Linked DNA regions of Homo sapiens: region 1 is linked to region 2. Evidence: read pairs that join two places in POLR2A ChIA-PET (ENCODE). Cell type or tissue: Panc1. All regions are shown on one strand.

The links. ChIA-PET counts read pairs that join two places held together with the same protein. Peaks named below come from ENCODE experiments on the same cell type or tissue, not always from the same donor. Only the 100,000 strongest peaks of a DNase experiment are listed, where the experiment ranks them.
Region 1: POLR2A ChIA-PET joins it to region 2 with 6 read pairs; 2 of 35 experiments call an interaction of 5 or more read pairs at or near these places.

The regions. Positions count from the first base shown.
Region 1 is chr4:128,162,632-128,165,131 of GRCh38, reverse strand. The region is part of intron 12 of LARP1B (La ribonucleoprotein 1B); the gene reads right to left. Among named protein-coding and RNA genes, the nearest start is that of LARP1B, 100 kb to the right of the region's middle. In Panc1, no CTCF peak of the experiment used is centred here; a DNase peak (open chromatin) is centred at 1,461; H3K4me3 peaks cover 205 bases; H3K27ac peaks cover 2,398 bases.
Region 2 is chr4:127,895,930-127,898,429 of GRCh38, reverse strand. It overlaps PLK4 (polo like kinase 4), which reads right to left. Exons shown (of 16, transcript NM_014264.5): 15 at 1,523-1,629. Among named protein-coding and RNA genes, the nearest start is that of PLK4, 16 kb to the right of the region's middle. In Panc1, no CTCF peak of the experiment used is centred here; no DNase peak of the experiment used is centred here.

The sequences.
Region 1 (2,500 bases), 270 kb before region 2:
TTTTTTATATTAATAATTCCCCTTGCTTCTCTTCATGGCTCCTATGTGCTATGCATCTATCCATGAATTTTATACTTTATGTAATAGCATTACACTGAATGAACTTCTTTGTTCTAGCTTATTTTATACATCCCTTTTTTATTTTTTTATTTTTTCCTATATTTTTAGATTAACACATTTTGTCACATGTAACATTAGTTCTTTCATTTTCCACTGCTGCCTATTTTTCCTACGTATGACTACACCACATCTTATAATACATTCTACTATAACTGGGCATTTTTTAGTTTTCATTTGCTTTTTTCTATTATGAACAATGATACTACAAATGTTCTCTTGGTAAACATTTGCAACAGTATGCCCAGGCTGGTCTCAAACTCCTGGGCTCAAGTGATCCTCCTGCCTTGGCCTCCCGAAGTGTTGGGATTATAGGCATGAGCCACAATGGCCTGCAACAGTATCTCTTGAAATGAAACTGCTGGGTTATAATATGGCGTATTGCTATGGTTTTAATTGGAAAACCTCAGTAAAAATAGCCTCTTTTCATATTTATTGGCCATTTGGTCTTCCCAAATATGAAACTGATGTTCATGTTTCATTTACTACTTTTTCTATTCATGTTTGCCATTTTTCATATTAATTTTTAAGGTTTTAGATTTCTATGATATTAATTCTTTGTTAATGTCATGCAATGCCAAATTTATCTCCTTATTTGTGACTTGTATGCTTTCTATGATGTGCAAAGGAATATACATTCTCAATTTTAAAGTATTCAAATTTAACAAGGCAAAAAATCCAGCAATTTAACTGAACAGCCCTAGTGGGACACACTAAGAACTTTAAAGAAAGCTTTAAAGTATGAAGTTTTTAAAAGTTTACAGTTTAAAGAACTCTAAAAGAAGTTACCTTTCAGTATTTATAATATTATTATTTAATGTTATTGTTATTCTGGAACTATTATATCATAGGATTAGCAAATAAATAATTATGTTACTGTGGTTAGGAAGAAAGATTTTTTATATATAAGTAAAAAGCAATACAACTACAAAATCAAAGAAATTAAAATTAAAACCTATAATCTTAAATTTAGACAGAAAATATCAACATGAATACGTAATATATTTTTCTCCTTAAAAAATTTCCTAGCTCTTTCTATTCAAAAGGCCTAGAAACAAGGACCAACTGAGTAGCAGATCCGGTACTGACAAAGCTCAACCTTGGTGGGGGCTCAACCTTCTGTGGGGTGGGAAACATTAAAGTTAACAGTCCAACTCCATTATTACTGAGCAAGAAAATGAAAGGTGGCTTTAGAGCTAAAAGTCAATAAACTGATAACTGGCATAGGTATCAATAATAATAATAATAACTGTAATAGAATGAAACCCATCTCATGTATTTATGAGTTCACAATGATCATTTAAAAACAAACAAACAAAAACTTCATTAGTCACCAGCGAAGAATGTTAAGGAACCAGCTAGTACTTTGAAACTAGTAAACAAAGGGAAATAATTCAGCACTGACTCACTTTCCTGTAAGAACTCTATCTCAGAATAAATAAATATTCTGGGGAAAGTTCTCTTTATAAAAGTATTCTACCTATTAAGGTAAGACGTAATGATTAAAAATAGAATCATCACTATTTTGCAACCCCTAGTAAAATAAAAGCTTCACTCACTGATCATCAATGACTGCTAACATTACAAAAAGAGACAATAGAGCATTATGTATCTCCTAATAGTATTCAATACTACATATGACATATTCTTACAGAGATTTGAGTCTTAATCTAATCAAGTCTCTATGCTGAACTAACAGTTATAGATAATTCAGGACTAGAAAACAGGTTAAATGAAACCATGGGGATGCAATCAGCAAAATTCAGAATGTGAAAAATTCTACAAGACAAACAACCCAGTTTCTTCAATACCAAATTGCAAGGACCAATAAATTATAAGGCAAAAAATAGTAGAAACCTGTAGACTAAAAAAGACATATCAATCTATTGCAATCTATTTGAAGAAACTGGAAAAAAAAAGTGATGAATGAGGAAATTTGAACACTAGATATCTAACGTTAAGGAATTACTGTTAATTTTAGATATGATAATGTCCTGCTATTTATGTGTTAAAAGATATAGCCCTTATCTTTTTAAAGACACATACAGAAATCTTTAAGGACAAAAAAATATGAATCATGTGATTGAGAATTTGTTTAAAAATAATCCACAGGGAGGTATAGGAGTTACTGGAGTCGAGACAAAATTGGGTATGAGATGATTAAGTATAGCAGGTACATGGGAGTTTTATTATAAAATTCACTCTATCTTTGTATATGTGTGACTTTTTATAAATCATTTTTTTAACCACCTTCAGGAAAAGGCTATAATAAAATCAGTTATACTTGTCTGAAATGTCAGATTCAATTTATGGATCTCCCAATGTATTTATTTACACTCTCACACAGAGCTAAGCCCTTAAAACAAAAGAATGACTCTAGCGC
Region 2 (2,500 bases):
GCAAAAGAAAAAAAGACAAAATCGTAACTGAATTACTTGGTTCTCATGAGAGTCCCAAAAAGCACATTATATTTTTCAGTAATTCTTCAATAACAAGAGGCACCTCAGAAAAATTATAACAATTATTTATTAGATACCTAAATCAAGTGAAGCATACAGTTTCTTTTCTTTTAAAACAGACCATTTTCTAAACACATTTAAGTAACAGAAGGAAAATTAGATAAACTTGAACTGGCTTCGTAATTTCAAAAGCAAGCCAAAAATCTGGATTCCTCATTAAATTTAAAAGGCCCCGGACAGGCGCGGTGGTTAATGCCTGTAATCCCAGCACTTTGGGAGGCCAAGGGGGGTGGATTACGAGGTCAGGTGTTTGAGACCAGCCTGGCCAATATGTTGAAACCCTGTCTCTACTAAAAATACAAAATTAGCCAGGTGTGGTGGCGTATGCCTGTAATCTCAGCTACTCAGGAGGCTGAGGCAGGAGAACTGCTTGAACCCAGGAGGCAGAAGTTGCAGTGAGCCAAGTCGCACCACTAACTCGAGCCTGGGCAACAGAGCGAGACTCTGTCTCAAAAAAAAAAAAAAAAAAAAAAAAAAAAAAAAAAGCCCTAATTCTACAGAAAAATACCAAGCTAAACACATTATGAATATATTTCTATTTAAATGTTAACATTTTCCAAATGACCATAGCAAATAAAATGTCAACATGTATCCTGGGAACAAGGGTTTTACCCACTTTGCATCTGCATCCTTCCACTTTCTGGAGCACCTCAAAGAGCTTTTAACAAAGCCTCTCACTTGAAACATAGTTATTTAAGTGATGGCACTGCATTATCTAAATTTAACACAAAAATGCAGTTGGTAGGTATCTACAGATTATATTTGTCCCAAGTACTTCCATTACAATAAGCACTTCTCATAAAAGAGAACGCCTGCATTGGCATCGTCAGTACCCTACTTTTAGTAAGTTCTGATTTAAATGAGGAAAGCAAATAACTCCTTGTTTTTCATATTGCCAGATTCTTTATTTTTGGCTTGGTGCCTGACACATATTTTCATATAGAATGAATATACACATTCAAAAAAGTCTTTCAAACATTAATCACGTTACATTAGATTGGGGATATAGCCTTTCATTTGGGAAAAATAAGCAGGTTATATCTTAAAGATTTCTTTTTTCTGTTCTTTTAAGTAAATAGGTTTGGTATATTATTTGAACCTAGAATTAGGAGTCCCTTACTTCTGAAAAAGGCCATCGAGTTACACTATGGAACAGTAAGGCTACAAGGAACCCAACCTCTTAGAGTGGATTATTTATACCAATTGCCCTGAGTTAATACAGATAATCATAAAATATGCATTAATGACTACATGAATTGCTAAGAATAATTAACAGTTTAAAGAATCACACGATCATTGTCAAAATGAAAGAAGTATCTTTATTAAATCATCCATTTCAACATATAGAGAAAGAGAAATTATAGCAAAGGGCTGAATCTCGACCAGTATTTTAAGAACTTACCTAGTTGTTTGACCATTTGGTGAGGTATAACTGATAGAAGACACTCCTGCCTGCACAACCAACTGGGACCCATCATTAAACTGAACCCACACAGCTCCACTAGTTAACTAGAAAAATAATAAGCATGGGTAAGAACAGGCACAGAAAAAAAAAAAAACAGCAGTAGTAGCACACAAAATTACTATACAGTAGAGGGTTTGTGGTTCTGTATTAATATTTAACATATTTAACAGGTTTTCCACAGTTAAAAAAAAAACTCTCTAAGTGACTACAAATTTGGGGCTACGATGGCAGAGCACTGAGAATATTCATGTCTTTTTCAGATTATTCCTTTAATAGCTAAGGTATTACAATATTAAAATTATTAGAAAGTGAATCCTGTTTCCCATTAATTTCCATTAGGATTTCTAAGTTTTTTGGTTGTTGGTTTTTTTCCCCCACAAGAAATATTTAGTATTTCTTAACAAGAAGAGATTTAGGGAATAAAAGCAACATTTTCTTTGTCCTTAAGCCACAAGAATTTCTTTCCTGGCCTGAGAATATTACATTTTAGCCTCTGAAACTTCTTCCTTTAGTCATTAATAGTCACAATGTGTCACTCAAAATGGAGAAGTGCATAGTACATGGACGCCAAATCAAACACACCTAGGCTTACATCTAGACTCTGCCAACTTAAGAGTACAGTGTAGGATTGTGCAAGTTAATCTACCATTATGAAGCATAATTTTACTATCTATAAAAGGAGATACAACTTTACTAGGTTATTTTGGGGGATAAACTAGACAAAGTATGTGAAAAACATGGTAGGTACCACAAAGCAGGTGCTCAACAAATGTTACCTACCCCCATAAAGTACTAGGTTGCATTTACTTCACTGTTAAGTAAAAGTACATGTGTCAGGCTCAGAAGTCTCTCCAAGTTTCAAGATTTTAGATAATATACACATATAGGTTCACAACTACATAAAATTCTATAAGT